2 separate regions of the Homo sapiens genome follow, and region 2 is linked to region 1. A link is a loop called in an ENCODE intact Hi-C map of the cell type or tissue named here. Cell type or tissue: tibial artery. All regions are shown on one strand. Links, peaks and the distances in the headings refer to the core of each region. The heading gives the core; the rest is flanking DNA. Region 1 has its middle 22 kb from the start of FOXO1. Region 2 overlaps COG6 (component of oligomeric golgi complex 6).

The links. Hi-C counts contacts between places; a loop is a spot of excess contacts. Peaks named below come from ENCODE experiments on the same cell type or tissue, not always from the same donor. Only the 100,000 strongest peaks of a DNase experiment are listed, where the experiment ranks them.
Region 2: a loop joins it to region 1, with 27 times the contacts of the local background. A loop is called at or near these places in 85 of 110 quality-filtered maps.

The regions. Positions count from the first base shown.
Region 1 is chr13:40,679,921-40,697,117 of GRCh38, forward strand. No RefSeq gene overlaps it. Among named protein-coding and RNA genes, the nearest start is that of FOXO1, 22 kb to the left of the region's middle. RefSeq lists enhancers at 1-753, 754-1,518, 1,519-2,283. In tibial artery, for the core only: no CTCF peak of the experiment used is centred there; no DNase peak of the experiment used is centred there.
Region 2 is chr13:39,686,725-39,694,724 of GRCh38, forward strand. It overlaps COG6 (component of oligomeric golgi complex 6), which reads left to right. Exons shown (of 19, transcript NM_020751.3): 9 at 779-907; 10 at 984-1,075; 11 at 3,036-3,100; 12 at 7,910-8,000. Among named protein-coding and RNA genes, the nearest start is that of MIR4305, 27 kb to the left of the region's middle. In tibial artery, for the core only: no CTCF peak of the experiment used is centred there; no DNase peak of the experiment used is centred there.

The sequences.
Region 1 (17,197 bases), core at 5,176-13,175:
ACAGTCTGTAGTATTTTGTTAGGGCAGCCCTCGCAAATTACAATGACTGTATGATCAATTATGTTTTTCCAAACATAGGTTAGGTTTTTAACATTCAAATGAGGAATGAAAGGACCCTAATTCAGGGAGGCAGTTAAGCAAATAAAGCACTAATTTTAGAGGCAGTCTCAACCAAACCCACTCTTCTAATGCGTAGTTGTTTAACAAAGCGGCACAGTCAGCACCATACAGGAAAACTGACTTACTATGTGCCAGGTATTGTTCTAAGCTTATTTATTTATTTATTTATTTATTTATTCATTTATTTATTTATTTATTAATGAGATGGAGTCTTGCTCTGTCGCCCAGTCTGGAGTGCAGTGGCGCGATCTCGACTCTCGACTCACTGCAACCTCCACCTCCCGGGTTCAAGCAATTCTCCTGCCTCAGCCTCCCGAGTAGCTGGGATTACAGGCACATGCCACCACGCCCAGCTAACTTTTGTATTTTTAGTAGAGACAGGGTTTCACCATGTTGGCCGGGCTGGTCTCAAACTCCTGACCTCAAGTGATCTGCCAGCCTTGGCCTCCCAAAGTGCTGAGATTATAGGCGTGAGCTACCGCACCCAGCCTCTAAGCACTTTTCTATATAAACTCATTTAATCTTCACAAGACCCTACTGGGCAGGTGTGATTGGAAATTGAGGCACAGGGAGGTTGGTTACTTGCACAGCTGGGATACAAACCCAGGCAGGCTAGAGCCACGGCTTTGCTTCTAACCAGTAATCCATGCTGCTTCCTTAGTTAATAGCTCTAATGCTTATTACCCCTCCCTCACCAACCACTCAGCAGGACAAAGTGGTAAATTCAAATTCAGGCTCTACTCCTTATTCCTCCAGGCAGTTTCATTATCTGAGTACTTGGCATAATAATATCTTCCTGCTGTGGGGGTCGCCTGAGATAATGATACAGGTGCTTGCCTGTGGAATCAGCCCCAGGCACTGCAGGCCTGTTTGCAGTCCCCTCTGTATCTCGGGTCTCAAGTTCCCTCTGATGATATTCAAAGAAACTCCACCAGGGCCTTAGGTTCCATCAGGGGCTTCTTCCAGATCATCTTGTATCGGTAACGCACAATGATTCAGCCACACCCATCCACAAAGGCTCATTACCTCTTGCTTTCAGTAAACCAGGCTGAACACAGGTAAGAATAGGAGAAAAAAGAGGTCCCAACTCATGCTTCCCTGACCCCTGTATCTCTTCCCTAGGCTTCTGGAGAGCCTGCCCGAGGCAGCTGGCAGCCCTTAGAACATTAGAAGGAGAAAGTTTTTGGATGCAAAGTATTCGTGAGGAGGGCTCATTGAAAAGAAAAGGCAGCCTATTGAAATTCAAGTTAAGCTTAGACCAGATCCTATGGCTAACTCCCATAGGATATCCTCCCGCTATCTCATGTGGGGATAGCCATAGGATCTGGTCTATGCTTGCAGAGCCATACAACCCTCCTCCCCACACCCAGTTGCCCGTAAGTACAATTTGAGCTCCCCACCCACCATGGTCTGCTGTACATCTTGATACCAGACCTGCCTTTCCTGGAGCTGGCCTCAGATGGATTCAGCTGGATCCAGTCCAACCAGATTGTAAGCTCTGGCCCTCCAGATAACCTCTGTGGCTTCCTCCAGGCCTCCCACAGTTGGGGCCTCTTGGAATCACAGTTGATAATGTTAGTTGCCAGCAATCACCCCGATCTCTAAAACTTCATCTCCGTGCTTTCCGTTCCTTTGCCAACCACCTGTTCAGGCTGATGATGACATTTAATGAATCTCCTTCCTTCCTAGTCTTGATAACAGCACAGGTCCCTCACCATACGAAGAGAAACAGCCTTTCAAGAACCTGCTTTGGAAATTGGCACTCTCGACATACAACTGCATTCCTTTCAGCTCACATTACTGCAGCTGCTCCAGTGCCAGCATCTAAACCATCTCATCTTGTGTCCAGTGCAGTGAAATCACCTTGTGGGGAGAGCAGTCAATGTGTTGGTAGGGACCAAGGGCCGAGCCTACCCCACTGGGAACTGGCTGGGCTGGGCCCTGTGTTTGATAGAAATCCTAACATATTCAGAGCCATAGGAATTTTCTTTTTTCTTATGCTGATAGTTTACTTCCATACTACTAAAATTTGCAAAACAAAATGCCACAGGCTAGGCTAAATACAGTGCACATTCTATCTCTCTCTCTTTTTTTTTTTTTTTTACATTTTTTTGAGACAGAGTTTCACTTTTGTCGCCCAGGCTGGAGTGTAATGGCATGATCTGGGCTCACTGCAACCTCCATCTCCCGAGTTCAAGCAATTCTCCTGCCTCAGTCTCCCAAGTAGCTGGGATTACAGGCACCCGCCCCCAACCATGCCTGGCTAATTTTTTTTTTGTATTTTTAGTAGAGATGTGGTTTCACCATGTTGGCCAGGCTGGTCTCAAACCCCTGACCTCAGGTGATCCACCTGCCTCGGCCTCCCAAAGTGCTGGGATTACAGGCGTGAGCCACCGCGCCGGCCATAGTGCACATTCTCACATGCGCTGCATGGCCACAGGGAAAGGCATAAGCTTTCTTGTCCCCCTCCATCTGATATAAATAAATAATCCAAGAAACAGAGCATTTACTTTTTCAGGACCAGATTTATTCATGGTATTGGCTGCTCTTCTGGTAAATGAGCTCGGCTTCCAGGAATCAAGCCTGCCCACGTAAACATGGCACCCCGACCCCTGAGAATGTTAGCTGGCCACTCCTCACCATATACTCCTGCCATACCACAAGTGGATGGCTAAATGGTTCACGCCCAAACTGTCATCTATCTAGAAGCTATTACAATCTAGATTTTTAAAGTTACGTATTCTAGATCCACAAAAGGTACAACAGACTAAGTGCACTTAAGTTTTGCAATTTGTTTCAGCTTGAAGGATTTCCATACGTAATTGCCCACAGTTGTTATGCAGTGTCAGAGAGCTAGCACAAAAGGCGGTCTCCCTGAGACATAAACCAATCTAAACAGAGCTGTCACTATAGTTTTTACACAGATGATGATTCTCCCTTCTGCAAATTTAGGTCATGGTAATCTGTCTGTTACTTTTGATCTTCCCATTGAACTATGTTTCTCCATCTTGCTAGTGTCTTCGATCGTTTTCTTTTGTGAAGGGGCAAAAGAAAAGTTATCCAAAAATTCTTTTTCCACTCTGGTAAAAGTAGTTTTAAGATAATACTAAAAAGTAATGTTTTATCGCCCTCTACTGGTATATGACATTAATAGCCATTTGCAAAAAAGTTAACTTTTAGAGAAAAGGTAATAAAATTCAGAAAAGTCAAAAAAAAAAAGAGCCTTTTATGTGCCTTTAACATTTGTCTTATTTTTATTTTTATTTTTTTGAGATGGAGTCTCGCTCTGTAGCCCAGGCTGGAGTGCAGTGGCATGACCTTGGCTCACCGCAACCTCTACCTCCCAGGTTCAAGCAATTCTGCCTCAGCCTCCCAAGTACCTGGGATCACAGGCACGTGCCACCACACCCAGCTAATTTTTGTATTTTTAGTAGAGATGGGGTTTCACCATGTTGGCCGGGCTGGTCTTGAACTTCTGACCTCGTAATCCACCTGCCTTGGCCTCCCAAAGTGGTGGGATTACAGAGGTGAGCCACTTCGCCCAGCCAAAATTTTTTTCTTTTTCTTTCTTTTTTTTTTTTTTGAGATGCAGTCTCGCTCTGTCGCCCAGGCTGGAGTGCAGTGGCGTGATCTCGTCTCACTGCAACCTCCACCTCCCAGGTTCAAGCAATTGTCTTGCCTCAGCCTCCTGAGTAGCTGGGATTACAGGCGCACACTGCTACGCCTGACTAATTTTTTGTACTTTAGTAGAGATGGGGTTTCACCGTGTTGCCCAGGCTGGTCTCGAACTCCTGAGCTCAGGCAGTCCTCCCGCCTCGGCCTCCCAAAGTGCTGGGATTACAGGCGTGAGCCACCGTGCCCTGCAGTTTCATTTTTATAATATCTTAAGGTAACATAAATACTTTACCTTTTTTTTTTTTTTTTTTTTGAGACGGGGTCTCTCTCTTGCCCAGGCTGGAGAACAGTGGCGTGATCTTGGCTCACTGCAACCTTTACCTCCCGTGATCAAGCAATTCTCCTGTCTCAGCCTCCCAAGTAGCTGGGACTATAGGCGCCTGCCATCACACCCAGCTAATTTTAATTTTTGTATTTTTAGTAGAGACGGGGTTTCACCATATTGGTCAGGCTGGTCTCGAACTCTTGGCCTTAGGTGATCCACCCACTTTGGCCTTCCAAAGTCCTGGGATTACAGGCATGAGCCACTGCACCCAGCCATTTGCTTTGTTTTTTAAAATTTTTATTTATTTTAATATTTTTAGTAGAGATGGGGTTTCACCATGTTGGCCAGGCTGGTCTCGAACTCCCGGTCTCAAGTGATCTGCCTGCCTCTGCCTCCCAAGGTGCCAGGATTACAGGAGTGAGCCACTGTGCCTGGCCACTATTTTCATTATTGTTCATTATACAGGCATCTTTTAACATTAGGTATCTGACTTGTCTGCATCTTTTGTTCTAATATTGAGCTTTGCTGGGGGAAAAAAAGTTTATCAGTTGCATAATTTGGGGAAACTTTCTAAAGATACTTATTAAGAGAGAATTTCTCTTAGATATTCTCACTCTCTCTGAAGCATCTTTCTTTTAATTAATTAATTAATTAATTAATTTTTTTTTTTTTTTTTTTTTTTTTGAGACGGAGTCTCGCTCTGTCGCCCAGGCTGGAGTGCAGTGGCAAAATCAGGCTAACTGCTACCTTGACCTCCCGGTCTCAAGTGACCCTCCCACCTCCGCCTCCCAAGTAGCTGGGACTACAGGTGTGTTGCACCATGCCGGGCTAATTTTTTTAAAACTTCCTGGGCTGGTTGAAGCTTGCTTGCTTGCTTGCTTGCTTGCTTGCTTGCTTGCTTGCTTCTTTCCCTCCCTTCCTTCCTTTCTTTCTGTCTTTTCTTTTCTTTTCTTTGACAGAATCCCGCCCTGTTGCCCAGAATGGAGTGCAATGGTGTGATCTCGGCTCACTGCAACCTCTGCCTCCCAAGTTCAAATGATTCTCCTGCCTCAGCCTCCCGAGTAGCTGGGATTACAGGCTCCTGCCACCATGCCCAGCTAATTTTTGTATTTTTAGTAGAGACCGGGTTTCACCATGTTGGCCAGGCTGGTCTCGAACTCCTGACCTCATGATCCACCTGCCTCGGCCTCCCAAAGTGCTGGGATTATAAGCTTGAGCCACCATGCCTGGCCTAAAGCTATCTTTTTTTTTTTTTTCCTCCTGGGTTCAAGCAATTCTTCTGCCTCAGGCACGCGAGTAGCTGGGACTACAGGCACGCGCCACCACGACTGGCTAATTTTTTTTTTTTTTTTTTTTTTTGAGACGGAGTCTCACTCTGTTGCCCAGGCTGGAGTGCAGTGTCGCGATCTCGGCTCACTGCAAACCCTGCCATTTGCAATGGTTCAAGCCATTCTCCTGCCTCAGCCTCCCGAGTAGCTGGGACTACAAGCGCCTGCCACCACACCCAGCTAATTTTTTGTGTGTGTGTGTTTTTTTTTTTTTAGTGGAGACGGGGTTTCACCATGTAGCCAGGATGGTCTCGATCTCCTGATCTCGTGATCCGCCCGCCTTGGCCTCCCAAAATGCTGGGATTACAGACGTGAGCCACCGCGCCCAGACCTAATTTTTGTATTTTTAGTAGAGACAGGGTTTCACCATGTTGGCCAGGATGGTCTCGATCTCTTGACCTCATGATCCACCTGCCTCAGTCTCCCAAAGTGCTGGGCTTACAGATGTGAGCCACCGCACCTGGCGCATTTTTCTTATTAGTCTAAAACTAGAATCTTTGTTTCACTTGAGATAAAGGAAAGAAGTAGGCACTGGGAATGGATCAATCTTTAAAGAAATATTATGCTTTGAATTTCCATGAACAATTAGAATAACAATAGAAGGTGACTGATGAATAGCTATTATGATAAAACCCAAGTTTTCTATAAGGATAACAGACAAACATATCATGCCACATGAGATCAGTGGATGGAAGGGAACTAAGGCAAGCAGGGCCAGTGGTAAGGAGGAGTGTAAGAACTGGGACTAGAATGATTATGGATTAAATGGAAACAAAAATTGTCCCAAATAAAGCAACCACTGCTTTAAGCAGCAGTATAATTTTCAACATCAATTTGCACATAGTAACACTTTTTAAATTGTATTTAATTTTTAAATATTTATTTATTTATTTGAGACCAGGTTCTGAGACTGGCTAATTTTTGTATTTTTGGTAGAGATGGGGTTTCACCATGTTAGCCAGGCTGGTCTCAAACTCCTGACCTCAGGTGATCCACCTGCCTCGACTTCCCAAAGTGCTGGGATTACAGGCATGAGCCACCATGCCAGCCTCATCCTTTTTTTTAATCCTAATTTTGCTTTTAAAATTAATTGGAGGAGAAGCATTTGAAGTACACTTGTCATATAACTTTGATTTCTACCATTTATTTCCACCTCTTGCTTTTAAAATCTGTTAAGTGAGAAGTGAACATTTTATCAAGGCATATAGTTAAAATGTCCAAAACCATGGAATGTCTCAGTGTGTTCTGCCAAAATCTTAATTCTAGGTGTTTTAGCTTCAATTTTAAAAACTGCCATTATTAGCCATACTGTAGGAAAAAAAAAAAAAAGGATGCCTCAACTGACAGTTCTTCTAGAGCCAAACCTACCCATTATAATTTCACAGGAACTAGACAACTTGAAAACTGAGCTCATCTCCATGGTTTATTTCTCCTAAGGTCAGAAGGACAGTGAAAATTTGACTAACTTCAAATCTCAGCTTGTGTTCTAGGGAAAGGGAAGGCACAGGAAGAAGAATACTTCTTTTCTTTTTCTTTGAGATGGGGTTTCACTCTTGTTGCCCAGGCTGGAGTGCAATGACATGATCTCGGCTCACTGCAACCTCCGCCTCCCAGGTTCAAGCGATTCTACTGCCTCAGACTCCCCAGTAGGCTAGGATTCCTGGCACATACCATCACGCCCAGCTAATTTTTGTATTTTTAGTAGAGATGGGGTTTCACCATGTTGGCCAGGCTAGTCTCGAGTTCCTGACCTCAGGTGATCTGCTCACCTTGGCCTCCCAAAGTTCTGGGATTACAGGCGTGAGCCACCACGCCCAGCCAGAAGAATACTTTTTATGACCAAGCCTATTAAAATGCAAATCATTCCTACTGCATCCCATAGTTTTACTAAAATACCTGTCTCAAAAAAAGAATAACGAGAGCCTGACACCTATAAGCAACCGCATTAGGGCCTTTGCCGTCTTGTTGAACGGAAGGTAGGGTCTCCTTGTGCTAAAAGCACAACTCCTACAGGTGGGAAAAGTTGGAAACCCTGATTTAAAAAGCAGTTGCCCTGGGTTTGTTTCTGTTTTTGTTTTCTGAGTTCCACCACTAACTTACTTAGAGAAAACCTATGATTACACAGTTATTCCAGAAGAAATTCACTGATGCTTTCTTATCCCATGTTAAAAACTATGGTAGATACTCGAATGAGAGCTACCATTTAGTCCATGCTTACCGTGTGCCAGGCACCATTCTAAGTATTTCATTCATATTATCCAACATATCAGAAGTTCTACGTCGCTATCAAATAAGGCAACCAAGGCACAGAGGTGTTAAATAATTTATGCACAGTAACACAGCAAGTCAGCCATGGGACCAGACCTGCCATCTTGCTGATCTAACAGTAGGGCCCTGTGGCTGATGCTGTGCCCGCGGGTACAAAAGGAACACCATGGGCTGGGTGCAATGGCTCATACCTGTAATCTCAGCACTTTGGGAGGCTGAAGTGGGTGGATCGTTTGAGCCCAGGAGTTTGAGACGAGCCTGGGCAACATGGTGAGACCCCATCTCAATTAAAAACAGCAACAACAAAAGGAACACCAGGGCCAGTCCTTCCTGGAGAGCCTAGGAGGGAAGCCCAGAACAGCCAGCTTAGTCTTGGAGGACAGGAGGACAGGATGGTAACAAGTTTCCCAGTTAGAGAAGGAAGGTGGTACTCTAGCACGTGGAAAGGTACAGAGCTGTGAAGTTTGCCATTTAATCAATGCAGGGCCACCAAAGCCTTTTTTTTTCTTTTTTTTTTTTTTTTTTGAGACGGAGTCTCGCTCTGTCGCCCAGGCTGGAGTGCAGTGGCGGGATCTCGGCTCACTGCAAGCTCCGCCTCCCGGGTTCACGCCATTCTCCTGCCTCAGCCTCCCAAGTAGCTGGGACTACAGGCGCCCGCCACTACGCCCGGCTAACTTTTTGTATTTTTAGTAGAGACGGGGTTTCACCATTTTAGCCGGGATGGTCTCGATCTCCTGACCTCGTGATCCGCCCGCCTCGGCCTCCCAAAGTGCTGGGATTACAGGCGTGAGCCACCGCGCCCGGCCTCTTTTTTCTTTTTTTGAAATATGGTTTCCCTCTGTTGCCCAGGCTGGAGTGCAGTGGCATAATCATAGCTCATTGTAACCTTGATGTCCTGCGCTCAAACCATCCTCCTGCATCAGCCTCTCTAAGCGCTGGGATTAGAGGCATGAGCCACTATGCCTGGCCCTGAAAGACTTTGTAAATAAAAGGTTATCATTATCGACACTGTATTTTCACAGATCACTCTGGAGAAACTGATTTCTGTTGGGTTCTTTCATCCCCACTATTCTTGGGGAAGATACGAAGGTGATGCTTCGGAAGGAGATGCAAAGTGCTCCACATTATCTTCCTGTAGAACCACGCTCCAGTAAGTTATGTTTCCATTAGGGAGCCCACTTACCCCAATTCTGGATTTTGCTGGCTGTAGGCTAATAGATGTAGGATGATTTTACAGACTTGAGTGTGTTGAGCAGGTATGTGCAGGTGTGAGGACAGAGAAGGATCTGGGCTTTGATCCCTTCTGTATCTCTACCTGTGCTGAGGGCAAGATGAGGAAAACGGCCTGGGCAGCCCCGGGCTGAGCTATCAGTGGCCCTCAAGTGGAGAATTAAAGAAAACAGAATGGAAATGAGGAAGATTTTTTCAGAACAAGGAAGCAGACGGAGGTTTTCACCTACTTAGTCTATCATGTTATGATAGATTAATAAAGCCTTATTGTTTTGTTCTGTTTTCATCAAACATTTACTGGCTGTCAGCTCTGCCAGCCAGCATGCTAGCCACTGAAAATGAATAAGATGCATTTTAAGACTTTGGGACCTCTGCTTTAAAAATAAAAGGAAGCAAGCTCTTGGTTCTATTCTTCAGGCCACTGATTTGGTGGAGTCAAAAAGCATCACCCCAAGTATCGTTGATTGGAAACTATAACCATAGGTGATGGGTGAAAAACCCAGAAAAAGAAAAAACAAAGGATGATGAGAAAGAGGTACCGTGACATAATTTATTTATTTATTCATTTCTCTCTTTTTTTTTTTTTTTTTTTTTTGAGACAGAGTCTCGCTCTGTCGCCCAGGCTGGAGTGCAATGGCACAATCTCGGCTCACCGCAACCTCTGCCTCCCAGGCTTAAGTGAGTCTCCTGCCTCAGCCTCCTGAGTAGCTGGGACTATAGGCATGAGCCACCATGCCCAGCTAATTTTTGCATTTTTAGTAGAGGCAAGGATTTGCTATATTGGCCAGGCTGGTCTTGAACTCCTGACCTCAAGTGATCCACCTGCCTCGGCCTCCCAAAGTGCTGGGATTACAGGCATGAGCCACCACGCCTGGCCCCATGACATAATTTCTGTCTTAAAAAATATATCTTGAACCTGTCTGTCAGGTGGATACAGGACTTTAGACACCAACTTCCCCTTCTACATGAAGCCAACCTGCCCACAGCCCCTGCTCTGGGAAGCTGCCCTGGACTGAGCTGGACATGGTTGACCATAATCAGAGAAGAGGGACCAGAGGATCTGATCCAGGGCAGGACCTTGAGGTGGCCTGAAAGGATGGTTCTGGTCAATAGGGACTATGGTCATTACAAAGCCAGCCAGCCTGGCTCCTTCCATGTTGAAGTTTACAAGGATGAGACAACATTGGGCCAGGCATGGTGGCACATGCCTTTGGTCCCAGATACTTGGGAGGCTGAGATGGGAGGATCACTTAAACCCAGGAGGTCCAGGCTGCAGTGAGCTGTGATTGCACCACGCTCTCCAGCCTCTCCAGTCTCCAAGCAACAGGAGTGAGACTGTTTCAAAAAAAGAAAGAAAGAAAGACAACACTGTCCATTGGGTAAAGGGAGGAGGCCAGGCTACTATAGTGGGAGCATGAAGACCACGAGATCCAGACAGAAGAACTGGCCCTAGACCAGCCTTAGATCCAGGTCCAGTCCATGTGAACTTGCCACAAACCCTTTTTCTCTTAAAAAGGTTTGAGTGAGTGAGTCTTTGTTTTTGATATAACTAGCACCTAGCAACCATTCCAGAAACAGTGTGGAGGATGGGTTTGCAGAAGGCAGATTTTTGGCAACTCTGCATTTGATAAAAATACTTTATTGAACTCTTTCCAAATTATTACCGATTGCATTAGACACTGTCACATCTCCTGTAAGCTCTAAAATTTCAGGCACTTTCTCTTCACTTTGCACTCTGAGTGGCTAAGGTGATTTTTTTTTTTTTTTTTTTAGTCTCGCTCTGTCACCCAGGCTGGAGTGCAGTGGCACAATCTCAGCTCACTGCAACGTCCGTCTCCAAGGTTCAAGCAATTCTCCTGCCTCAGCCTCCCAAGTAGCTGAGATTACAGGCACGCACCACCACATCTGGCTAGTTTTTGTATTTTTGTAGAGATGGGATTTCGCCATGTTGGCTAGGCTGGTCTCGAACTCCTGACCTCAGGTGATCCACCGCCTCAGCCTTTCAAAGTGCTGGGATTACAGGCGTGAGCCACCATGCCCGGCCTCATGTTCTTTAAGCTTTGCATGTAGTGGGTCTTCTATAAATGTTTATTGAATTAGAAAGACTGCCAAAAGGCTCCTGGGACTGATAAATGACTTCAGCAATGTTTCAGGACACAAAATCAATGTACAAAAATCAGTAACATTTTTCTACACCAATAATGTTCAAGCTGAAAGCCAAATCAAGCATGTAATTTCATTTACAATAGCCACAAAAAATAAATAAGTAAAATACTTAGGAATACATCTAACCAAGGAGGTGAAAGACTTCTACAAGGAAAACTACAAAACACTGCTGAAAGAAATCACAGATGACACAAACAAATGGAAAAACATCCCATGTTCATGGATTGGAAGAATCAATATCGTTAAGATGGCCATATTGCCCAAAGCAATTTACAGATTCAATGCTATTCTTATCAAACTACCAATGCCATTTTTCACAGAATTAGAAAAAAAAAAACTATCCTAAAATTTATATAAAACCGAAAAAGAGCCCAAATAGCCAAAGTAATTCTAAGTAAAAAGAACAAAGTTATAGGCATCACATTACCTGACTTTAAACTATACTATATGGCTACAGTAGCCAAAACAGCATGGTACTGGTACAAAAACAGACATATAGACCAAAGGAACAAAGTGAAGAACCGAGAAATAAAGCTGCACACCTACATCTGATCTTTGATAAAGTTGACAAAATTAAGCAATGGGGAAAGGACTCCCTATTCAATAAATGGTGCTGGATGTAATAGCTGGCTAGCCATATGCAGAAGAATGAAACTGAACCCCTATATTTCACCACATAAAAAAATTAACTGAAGATGGATTAAAGATCTAAATGTAAGACCTCAAACTATAAGAATCCCAGACCAGGCTGGGTGCAGTAAGTCACGCCTGTAATCCCAGTACTTTGGGAGACTAAAGCAGGAGGATAACTTGAGCCCAGGAGGTTGAGACCAGCCTGGGCAACATAAGACCTTGTCTCTACAAAAAAAACAATTTTTTTTAATTAGCCAGATGTGGTGGCATGCACCTATAGTCTCAGCTATTTGTGAGGCTGAGATGGGAGGATCACTTGAGCCCAGGAGGTCAAGGCTGCAGTGAGCCCAAATCACACCACTGCACTCCAGCGTAGGTGACAGAGAAAGACCCTGTCTGAAAAAAAGAAGGGAAGGAAAGGGGAGGGGAGGGGAGAGGAAGGAAGGCTAGGAAACACTATTCTGTACATCACCCTTCGGAAACAATTTATGACTAAGTTCTCAACAGCAATTGCAGCCTGGGTGCAGTGGCTCATGCCTATAATCCCAGCACTTTGGGATGCCAAGGTGGGAGGATTGCTTAAGCTGAGAAGTATAAGCTGGGGCAACATAGGGATACTCCATCTCTATAAAAACATTTTTAAAATTAGCTGGGTATAGTGGCACATGCCTGTGGTCCCGCTACTCAAGAGGCTGAGGTGGGAGGATCACTTGAGCCCAGGAGGTCAAGGCTGCAGTGAGCCATGATCATGCTAGTAGTTTGAGACCAACCTGACCAACATGGAGAAATCCCGTCTCTACTAAAAATACAAAATTAGCCAGACGTGATGGTGCATGCCTGTAATCCCAACTACTCAGGAAGCTGAGACAGGAGAATCGCTTGAACCTGGGAGGCGGAGGTTGCAGTGAGCCGAGATCGCGCCATTGCACTCCAGCCTGGGAAACAAGAGAGAAATTCCGTCTCAAAAAAAAAAAACCTATCAAGAGCATGCGGACAACCTATAGAATGGGAGAAAATATTTGCAAAGTATGCATCAGACAAACAACCCCATTAAAAAGTGGACAAAAGTCCAGACACAGTGGATCATGCCTATAATCCCAGCACGTTGGGAGGCCGAGGCGGGTGAATCACAAGGTCAGGAGTTCGAGACCAGCCTGGCCAACATGGTGAAACCCCATCTCTACTAAAAATACAAACATTAGTGGGACGTGGTGGCGCATGCCTGTAATCCCAGCTACTTAAGTGGCTGAGACAGGAGAATTGTTTGAACCTGAGAGGCAGAGGTTGCAGTGAGCTGAGATTGTGCCACTGCACTTCAGCCTGGGCAACAAAACAAGACTCCGTGTCAAAAAAAAAAAAAGTGGACAAAAGATATGAACAGTCACTTCTCAAAAGAAGACATACAAGTGGCCAAAAAAAAATATGAAAAAATGCCTATCATATTAATCATCAGAAAAATGCAAATCAAAACCACAATGAGATACCATCTCACACCAGTCTGAATGGCTATCAATTACAAGTCAAAAAATAACAGATGCTGGCGAGGCTGCAGAGAACTAATTTACATTCCCACTAACATTTATACACTGTTGGTGGGAATGTAAATTAGTTCAACCACTGTAGAAAACAGTCTGCAGATTTCTCAAAGAACTTAGAACTACTGTTCAACTCAGCAATCCCACTACTGGGTATATATTAAAAAAAAAAATAGGCTGGGCACAGTGGCTCATGCCTGTAATCCCAGCACTTTGGGAGGCCAAGGCAGGCAGATCACCTGAGTTTGGGAGTTCGAGACCAGCCTGACCAACATGGAGAAACCCTGTCTCTACTAAAAATACAAAATTAGCCGGGCATGGTGGCGCATGCCTGTAATCTCAGCTACTCAAGAGACTGAGGCAGGAGAATCGCTTGAATCTGGGAGGCAGAGGTTGCGGTGAGCTGAGATCACACCATTGCACTCCAGTCTGGGCAACAAGAGTGAAAACTTCATCTCAAAATAAATAAATAGATAAAATAAATTGTTCTACCAAAAAAACACATTCATTCATATGTTCATCGCAGTGCGATTCACAATAGCAAAGTCATAGAATCAACCTAGGTTCCCATCAACAATGGAGCAGATAAAGAAAACGTGGTACGTATACACCACAGAATACTACACAGCCATTAAAAGGAATGAAATGGCTGAGTGCAGTGTCTCATACTTGTAATCTCACCACTTTGGGAGGCTGAGGAGGGTGGATCATCTGAGGTCAGGAGTTCAAGACCAGCCTGACCAGTATGGAGAAACCCTGTCGCTACTGAAAATACAAAAATTAGCCGGGCATGGTGGAGCATGCCTGTAATCCCAGCTACTCAGGAGGCTGAGGCAGGAGAATCGCCTGAACCCAGGAGGCGGAGGTTGCAGTGAGACAAGATTGCACCATTGCACTCCAGCCTGGGCAACGAGAGTGAAACTCTGTCAAAAAAAAAAAAAGGAATGAAAGCATGTCATTTGCAGCAACGTGGATGCAGCTAGAGACCAGTATCCTAAGCAAATTAATGCAGAAACAGAAAACCAAATACTGCATGTTCTCACTTATAAATGGGAGCTAAATGTTGGGTGCTTATGGACATAAAGATGGCAACAATAGACACTGGAGACTACTGGGGTGGGGCAAGGGTTGAAAAATGAACTATATTAGGCGCTATATTCAGTACCTGGGTAACGAGATAAATCATACCTTAAACCTCAGCATCATGCAATATAGCCAGGTAACAAACCTGCACATGTACCCTCTTAACCTAAAATAAGTTGAGATTATTTTATAAAAATGAGTAAGTATGGTGTATTTAAAGACAAAACTCTACTTCGTTCCTCATATATAAGCTTTTTGATCAACAGGAAATTCAGATTTCAGAAACATAGTGGAACTCTTGCTTGGAGAATTGAGATGATAAAATGTAAATGAAGCACTCAGCTTTCTGTCTGAATGTTAACTGTAGTTGCTTTTCTTCACTGAGCACCTGCCATGTGCAGGCTCAATGTTCTGCTCACTCCTTTTCTCCTCACAGCAAACTGCCATGAGGATTTGCACACCCTTTTTACAGATAAGGGAACTGAAGATTTTTTTTTTTTTTCTGAGACAGAGTCTCGCTCTGTTGCCCAGGCTGAAGTGCATAGACACAATCTCGGCTCACCATAATCTCCACCTCATGGGTTCAGGCGATTCTCCTGCCTCAGTCTCCCCTGTAGCTGGGACTACAGGCACGTGCTACCATGTCTGGCTAATTTTTGTATTTTTAGTAGAGACGGGGGTCTCGCCATTTTGGCCAGGCTGGTCTCGAACTCCTGACCTCAAGTGATCTGCCCGCCTTGGCCTCCCAAAGTGCTAGGATTACCGGCGTGAGCCACCATGCCCAGCCTGAAGCTGAACAATATTGAGTGACATACAAAGTCTCTTGGGTAGAAGGTGTGGAAGTTAGGGCTGTGAATTGAATATGTCTGGTAATTTTTCTGTCACACTCAACTTTTAATTTAACTGTCCCATCACAGCTTCCAAAGGGGCAGCCTAGCATGCCAATTACCCTTTACTCCACACATGCTCCCACAATAGCTAATTAGGTTGAGAGAGGGCACCTCACCCAAGGGGACCAATCCGCAGGGTGAGCAGTGACCCAGGATGTGGATTAGGAGAGAGGTTCTGCCCCAATGGAGACAAGATTGGCCAATTACATTTTGACTTTTTCAAGAATTTAAACTACGAGACAACAACATAATTATGAGCTGATGGTGGCCCTTCGAGCTGAGAGGTTGTGATGTAGACTTGAGAAGCCACAGTAAATGCAAGACAGAAGCAGCGATAAAAACAATTAGAGGCCGGGTACAGTGGCTCATGCCTGTAATCCCAGCACTTTGGGAGGCTGAGGCAGGAGGATCACCTGAGCCCAGGAGTTCAAGACCAGCCTGGGCTACATAGTGAGACCTCATCTCTACTAAAAATTAAAAAAATTAGTTCGGCGTGGTGGCATACACCTGTATTCCCAGCTACTTGGGAGGCTGAACCTGGAGTTTGAGGTTGCAGCAAGCTATGATCATGCCACTGCGCTCTAGCCTAGTGACAGAATAAGAGCCTGAGACCCTATCTAAAAAAAAAAAAAAAAAAAGCAATTGGAATTTCTCCAATATGATCTCTCATTCTCTCTCTCTCTCACACACACAGACACACACACACACACACACAAATCCATCCTTACTCTCTCTCTCTATCTGAGATGGGTGGATGGATGGATATTGTGAGAGTAATGTGAGAGGTGAGTAGAACAGACCAGAAACACAGCTTGTTGGACAAAAAGTCGACAACTGCATTCATGACACTATGCTGCCTTGAAACAAAGTACATCCACTTATATGGCAGGATCTTTATAATATTGGAGGACTTTCAAACTTGTGTTGTGCACAAATAATTTTCGTGTTTTTTTTTTTTTTTTTTTTTTTGAGACAGAGTCTTGCTCTGTCGCCCAGGCTGGAGTGCAGTGGCACGATCTCGGCTCACTGCAAGCTCCGCCTCCTGGGTTCACGCCATTCTCCTGCCTCAGCCTCCTGAGTAGCCGGGACTACAGGCGCCCACCACCACACCCGGCTAATTTTTTGTATTTTTTTAGTAGAGACCGGGTTTCACCATGTTAGCCAGGATGGTCTCGAGCTCCTGACCTCGTGATCCGCCCGCCTCGGCCTCCCAAAGTGCTGGGATTACAGGCGTGAGCCACCGTGCCTGACCTAATTAATTTTCTTTTCTTTTTTTTTTTTTTGAGACGGACTCTTGCTCTGTGGCCCAGGCTGGAGTGCAGTGGCGCCATCTCGGCTCACTGCAAGCTCCGCCTCCCAGGTTCACGCCATTCTCCTGCCTCAGCCTCCCGAGTAGCTGGGACTACAGGCGCCCCCCACCACGCCCAGCTAATTCTTTTTGTATTTTTAGTAGAGACCGGGTTTCACCGTGGTCTCGATCTCCTGACCTCGTGATCCGCCCGCCTCGGCCTCCCAAAGTGCTGGGATTACAGGCGTGAGCCACCTCGCCTGGCCTAATTAATTTTCAAATCATACCCATTTGAGGCTATAGAGCCAACATTCCCCCCTCTCCCCTTTTACACTGTGAGATGTTGTATTGTAGATGATACATTTTACAAGGCAAAGGCTTTGTTACTAGGAGGAGGAGATTAGGAACCCTGACACAAATCATCCTGAGAGCCAAAGGGGTTGTTAATGAAAGGATCACACTCACCTCTAAGTTCAAAGAGCAGGTAGACGAGGTTAACCTCACACTCTACATTTGCCCTTCAAATTCCTGAGAAACTTCCCAGGAACCTTTTCTCTAATTCTCAGATGTGTATAATAAGGCACTTATTGGCCGGGCGCGGTGGCTCACGCCTGTAATCCCAGCACTTTGGGAGGCCGAGGCGGGCGGATCACGAGGTCAGGAGATCGAGACCATCCTGGCTAACACGGTGAAACCCCGTCTCTACTAAAAATACA
Region 2 (8,000 bases), core at 1-8,000, 1.0 Mb before region 1:
TGCAGAATTCTTTTATTTTTTCTGAGACAGGGTCTTGCTCTGTGGCTCAGGCTGGAGTATAGTGGAGCAGTCACTGCTAACTGCAGCCTGAACCTCACGGGCTCAAGTGATCCCCCTACCTCAGCCTTCCGAGTAGCTGGGACTATAGGCATGCACCACCATGCCTGGCTATTTTTTTTTTTTAATAATGAGAAAGGGTTTCATTATTTTGCCCAGGCTGGTCTCAAACTCCTGGGCTCCAGTGACCACCTTCCTCGGCCTCCTAAAGTGCTAGGATTGCAGGTGTGAACCACCGCACCCAGCCTTGGATTTGCAGAGTTCTAATTATAATCAGTTTTTGAGAACTGTTATGGCTTTACGTAAAACAGTAGAGCATCATGTTTTAGACTGCAAATATGTATACTGAAATATACCGAAACCTAGTATAGTGAATATACTGAAACCTAAAAAGTTAAGTCTTCCCACCTTGGCTTGATTTTCCTACTTTTACTAAGTCCATTGCTTTATCCCTTATTACTGCTGCCTCTGCTTTAGTCCCAAATCCCAGCATTGTTTCTTAGGAGGGGTAAAAGTTTTTACTTTTTGATTGAATTTTCAATGAGCTGAAGTTATCTCTTAAATATTTTTTTCTTGTTTGAAAGCAATGTTGCTTGACCGAATATCTAAAGGAGCTTTAAGTGCTTTTTAAGTACTTGGTTGTCTCAGAAATTGCGTGAATAGTCTGATATAGCCACTAGAAACAACCCCAACCATTTTTTATATAACTTGTTTCTTCTAGATATACCTTAGATGAATTTGGAACAGCCAGAAGAAGTACAGTTGTTCGTGGATTTATTGATGCGCTCACAAGAGGGGGCCCCGGAGGTACACCTAGACCAATTGAAATGCATTCTCATGACCCTTTGAGGTATAGTAATCAGACAGCAGAAGAGGAGTTGATGTTTTTCCAAAGGAAATCTTCATTAACATTTAGTTTTCATTAGGTATGTAGGAGATATGTTGGCTTGGCTCCATCAAGCTACTGCTTCTGAAAAGGAACACCTTGAAGCTCTCTTAAAGCATGTAACTACACAAGGTGGGTCCACCAATTGTATTGCTAATGCCTAAATATAGAAAATAACACAAGCATCTCTGTTTCTGTTCTTGTTGCCATCTTCTTCACTTAGATAAACACCTTGATGGTACAATAAGCATCCTGATTACTCTTTCTCTTCTCTAGATTCTCCCTCATTCTGCTAATAGACTTTCTCTTCCATCACCTTTGTCCTGTCACTCAACTGTTCAGTTTTATAGTGAAACCTAGTGACCTTTCATATCAAACCTAGACTCCTCTGTGTCACTTTTAAGAAATTTCTGGAATATTTAGCATACATTTTCTCAAATCCTCTGCATGACACTTTAAAGGTACAGGGTGATATTATCTTAATTTTATCTGTGTGTAAACAGGCTGAGTGACTTGTTTTAGGTCTTTAAGCTACTAATTCTTTCATTTCTGCTACCCAGCCTCTTTTTTCATTCTCATGGCACTGTTTTAAAATTTTAAGACAATTATCATATCTGTTAGTATGTTTCTGCATTGCTATAAAGGAACACCTGAAGATTGGTAACCTATAAAGAGGTTTAATTTGACTCACGGTTCTGCAGGCAGTAGAGGAAGCATGATGCCAACATCTGCTTCTGGTGAAGGCCTCAGGAAGCATAGAGTCATGGTGGAAGGCAAAAGGGGAAGAGCCAGCATGTCACATGGTGATTGAGGGAGCAAGACAGAGAGATGGGAGAGATGGGGAGGTGCCACACACTTTTAAGCAACGCTGACTATTGTGAGGACAGCACCAAGCCATTCATGAGAGATGCACTCCCATAGCCCAAACATCTCCCACAGGCCCCCACCTCCGACATTGGGGATTACATTTCAACTTGAATTTAGAGGGGACAAACATCCAAACTACATCACCATATGTACTAAATGTACTTAAAATTTTTGTCTTGATGTCAAGGAAGAAAAATAACTGTAGTTGAGAGTTGCTGATGTCTTGTTTACAGAATTCCAAATCTTCTTAGTTGTGATTACCTAAAGAGGCCTGTTTTAGAGTTTGAGGGTTTAGTGTATGATTTTAAAGTGTTCTATTTTTGGTAGGAAGTTAAGAGAGACACTGTGGCTTGGTATCACTTGACTATTTTACATAGCTCAGCCACACATCTCTGTGGTTCACATTATCTGCAAGATGAGTCAGTGTTACAAATTGGTGGTAATACTAACTTTATAGCTTCTAACTCTTCAGTATCAAGATTAGACTCAGCATATATGTTAGATTGGCACAAAGTGTGCATCGTTAGGTTCTCTTTCTGTTATTATTCTCCTTACCCAGTTTAAATAAATGTGTTTCCTTAAAGATGTTTTAGAAAAGTATAAGGCAGTATTAAGGAAGTAAATAGACTGTAGTTAGTTGAAGTAGGTTATTCTACATGAATGACTTCAATCTTCTGGGCCTCAGTTTTTCCATCTGTGAAAATGAAGGTGATTACAAGCAGTAAATGTCAAATACCCAGTACAGAGTTTGATAAATAGTTGGTGTTTTGAAAATACCAGTTTTTCTGAAAGATTTCAAGGTATATTTTTCATCTTTATACCCTCAGTGTATGTGCTAAGCAGCACTGCCTGGAACAAGATGTTTGTAAAACAAATGCTAATACATCTTGGCATCACTTCATTCAATTAATACATTTCACCCTCTTTTTTTCCTCTGTCTTATAACTTTAATCTTTTTCACAAAGAAATATTTATTTTATTAACTCAAAGTCAGATGAATTAACAAGGCTTTCTAGACACATTAGGTATTATCACAATTAATATGTTAACACAATTAGTAATGTCCCAAGAGATATCAAACTTACTAAAATATTGTTATGGTTATTTTAAAAGTCATTAGTGCCATTAATTATATGTATTATATATTATTTGTTAGTTTTTTGAACTTATATGAAGCAAAGTATAATATGGAAACAAATATTAATTATGTAGTCATTAATTTTAGGTGTTGAAGAAAATATTCAAGAAGTTGTTGGGCATATCACTGAAGGTGTGTGCAGGCCTCTAAAGGTAAAATATTTTGTTTTTACATATGCTATATGGTACCTGCTTAAATTATTACCTTATTTATAGAAACTTAAGAAACTGATACCAGCTCAAATACAATCTATAATTTTTTCAAATTAGCACACTAATGTAGACTAATAAGAAACATTTTAAAATAATAATTGCCAGTTTTCTCTCTGAGAAAGAAAATTGGAAATATTTGTAGTTTGCATATATTGACCTATTTTTTACAGATTATATTTCCTGTAGTAATTTTTCTTATTCAATTGAGAAAAAAATCTATTAAATTTAAACAGCGAATCTATGAACTCTTAACAGAGAGATTTACTAAGAATATTTTGTTTACTTGATTGCTTCAAGCATAGAAGAGTTTTTGCTTGTCATAGCAATAAATAATGATTAATCCAAGGATAAAATAATGTGTATTGGTATTATCATCAATACTGTTTATAGTGCAAGGAACAGAATTTGGAATCAAATTTGAGTTAGAATTCCCATATTGCCACTTAATTGTGTTTACTTATTGCATCCGCTTAACTCTTCTGCACCTGAATTATGCTCTGGTGGGACCTGTATATTAAAACACCTATCATCCAGGGTTGTTGTGAGGATGACTGTGTAGATGAAGTACATAGTTTATGACACTAAGTATTTAGCAGATGGTAAATACCTTTATTTTCCTTTATTAATATTTAGAGAATACTTGGCAATTGTTGGTTTACTTTTCCTTGTAAACCAACTTCATTGATTGACTTTAATTTCATACATAGAAATTGAAATCCAGAAGTTTAGTAATTAATTTTTCAAGAAATGAACTTTAAAATTAATTTTATTTTATTTCTAAGGTTTTTGTTTTTTTGGTATATGCTTCAGGCAAGGAAATCTCAGATGACACACTTGGTGACAATTGATTATATTGACAAATTTAACTGTTACTCTAACTTGATCTCATAGGACCTAACTGTATATTCAGTAAATAAATGGCTAAGTATCTTGAAATTATTTTACTTATTTCTCCCAAATGAAATATTTACTTGTCATAGTTTGATGTAGACATATATAACTTATATAAATGTTGTTTATTTTGTATACTGGCAGTTACTGGAAAGGTAGAAGAAGAGGAGGAATAAAATGAAATTTATTTTGCTATGCTTTTATACCTTTTTATAACTTCATATAGTTAAATTAAACTCCTAGTCACTTTGATAAGTAAATTTTACTTTATCTGCCTTACCTTCCCCCCTTCCTTGCTTATGTAATTATGTTTCTTTTTACAATTTTTCTAATTTTTGTGGGTACATAGTAGGTGTATGCTTTTCCTTTTCTTTTTAAAAAGTAATTTTATAAATACTATAATTTTAGAATCTAAGGGTTATAATGGACTTTTCAGTTTCCTGTCCTGGTTTGAGTAAGAATTATTATATTAAAAATGTTTAAACTAATCCAGCCACTTGTATAAAGACTTTATATACTGAAGTCTGCCTTTGTTTTAAAATGTACTTAGAAATTCTCACTTCATCTTCCTTTAATGTACATACCCAGAAAGATCTTTATGGCAATTGTAGGACATTATTGTGATCTGCTGGCAAATTTAAATGTAAGATGCCAAAGGTAAAGAAGACACTAGTAAGCAGACAAGCATCTTTTTGTTGTAAAATGAAGAAAAATTCCTTTTCTGAAATGGCAGAAACTTCAAATCTTTCCATATGATGATAATATGTATTGCATCCAGAGAATATTTAGCAGGTGTTCACAATAGTTACGTATCAAATTAGCTTGATAGTGATATGTAATCCAGCAACTCTCATACCTTCCCTTCCTTATATACTGATAGACAGTGTTACAGTATTTTAAGAATTTTTTTTCTGTATGACCTTATTTGAGTATCTTATGTTTTCAGTGAGATAGTTGTTAGTTGAGGAAAAAAATTTCGACTTTAATTATTTTTTTTTGCAATTATAATTCTGAAATTTTCTAGTGATCAATCTGCTCTTGTAATCCCACTCATACAAAATTTCTTCTTCCTAATTGATAAGCAACTAAACTTTTTCTAATGACATATGATATTGGATGTTATGGCTACTTTTCTGTCCATCATTATTCTTTGTAGATATGAATTTTTTTTGGAATAAGAGATTTTGATTTTTAGAAACATAAAAGGTTATAGTGGTAATGGGAGATAATCCTTGAGAAACTATATATTTGATTTATTCTACCTTGTTTAATCTTTTCTTTGTCTTAGTAAAGTGAAACATCATAGGTAGTAGATTAAATATTTGTAAATGTATGCATTAAGATAAGATCTGTAAACCTATTGCCAGTTTAAAGAATCTGTGCTCTAAGTTTAAGATTGCATATGTTGTGTAGGGGGTACCGTGGCTCATCAGCATCAACCCTATTACTTTGTACATGTCTTTATTCCAAAACTGTAGCTAGAAAGACCAGAACTAATATATTAAATTTTTTTTTTAAGCCCATGGGTATAAAATCCTTCTTTTATGTGAATGTTTTAGATTGCTGAGAGATTACCAGCTATCATTTGAATTTTCTCTTTTAATAAAAACTTTAGTGTAGTGTATGCTACAGACCTTAGATTATGGTGGGTTCTATGAAAGCAGGTATATGTAAAAGATCAATGACATGGAAAATAAAGCTGAATATTGTACACAATATAGTCATTGGACCCTCAGATTGAGGTATACATAGGAACAGATGTCTACCCTGAGCAGCTGTCTGTGATATTAAGGTAAAATAGGTTTGTCATCATCTTTTTTAGTCCTCCCTTCTTCCTGTGTCCCCTTCATGAACACAAACCCACTCTCTTTCTCTTGCTCTCGCTTTTGCTCTAGCTTTCTCTCTGGCCTTGGAGAGGAGAGCCACTGTTCTGTCTTTTAGCTCTTCCCTACCTTCTCTGCTGTCAGGGTGCCTGAAGCTCATTTTGCTACTTTTAATATCTCTGCCTTTATGGTTGATGCTGCTTCTCGTAATGCAGTTAGGATTTATTGAGTGCTTATGATGTGCCAGGGTCTGTTCCAACATACTTTATATCTGAGCCATTATTCCCGTTGCTGCTTTCCAGCTCTGCTAATGATTTTTCCCTCCACTGTCATCACAGTGATAATTTCCAGTCAGTTGCTGCTACCACCACTCCTTTAAGTCTCTTTGACCTTTTTTTACTTTTTACTTTTCGTTTCTCTTGTCCTTTGTTGTTTCTCCTGTGACTGTTGGGTTTTGCTGAAAATGGTTACCCTCTTATATAGCTCTCATAAGACAGAGTGTTTATTTCTGTGTGGCAAACAAAGCATTCTTGGTGTATTATTTGTCAGTCTCCTGATTTTCCAGCCTTTCTCTGTTGTATTTTGTATTGTAGCTGTTGTATTCTTTATTGCCACTTTCCCTCAAAACCTTTATATTCATGGAGAGAGTTGGAAATTGTTTTTGTTTTTTCTTCCTTTCTCCCTCCTTTCCCTCTTTGCTTTTCCTTTCTTTCTTTCTCTCCCCTCTTTTCTCTCTTTCTTAAGGGAGTCAGAACTAAGAATATTTTCTTGATGCCTCAAAATTCTGGAAGGCAGCTGGCCGGATAGCTGAGATGTTGTTTAAAATCTGCTAGTAAAGAGCTGTTTGCCTACAACTAACATTTTTTATATTTTGCTGTAATAATTATATTAAAATTAAGAAAATATCACTTTTATTGATGTAATGTATAATTTAAGTCACTGTTAAGGCCTTGATTTAAAAATAAATCATGGAAAAATATATTTTTTAAGTTCAAATGCCATTCATGATCCATGGTATTGTGTTAATTAGATAGTCTATCACCTATACCAACAGATCAATTTCATAAACATATTAATGTAAAGGTAAATTGATTTCTGTAATCTAAGAGGTTTTCATATGCAGATATAAAATCTCATTTTAGCAAATCACATTTGTTTTATGACATATGCCAAAATCTAAATACAGAGAAAGTTCAGTTTTTAAAAGCATATATTAAACATCTGTTGTGTGTATACTGTTCTACCAGATGCTACAGAGATGTAAAATAGGCAGAAGACATAATGTCTATACTGTATTTGTATTAGAAACTAGTTAGGAAAGCAAGAAGATAGAATGTAAGCAGTAGCTTAAGGACAGATACAATATTTAAGTAAGCATTTATCAGTGTAGTTTAGATTGTATTCATTAATGAGATAATATAAAAGAAGGATCAGTGAGGGATGGAATTTAATTAGAAAAGATTCATATTTCCTAAATCTTGAGGCAAATCAAATTAATCTTGAACTAGATCTGATTTTTCCCTGGTAGTCTTATAATTTGGCAAATATGTTGGTGCTAATTCAAGATTTGCCTAGTTTTCTATTCTTTGATTAATAGACAAACGATATAATAATTTATAGACTGGAATTTATTTTATTTTTTTCTTGAATATTTAGCAATAAAGCATTATGTTTTCATTGATAATCTGTTTTAGGGATGTAACAGTTGCCTTTTCAATTTCATATTGAACCAAATTCCATTATATACTGGTGATAAATCTCAAATGATCTCAATGTATTGACATTTCTGGTAACAACTGCCTTGAACCAAATTCTGCAAATAATGGGTCAGATTTTTGTAGAGTATATCTCTGTTAAAATGTTTGTTACTTTACCATCTTCTATGACTTACTACTCAGAAATTATTTAGGAGGCATTTTGTGATCTCTGCAGTAATAAAATTTTATCTTTGTTATGCTATTCATACCATATGTTATTAATGAAAAAAAGTTATACTTTTAAGAAATGTTTACTTTCCTCTCACATATTTTAATAGGTTCGAATTGAGCAAGTAATAGTTGCTGAACCTGGGGCAGTTTTATTATATAAAATTTCTAATCTCCTCAAATTTTATCACCATACAATCA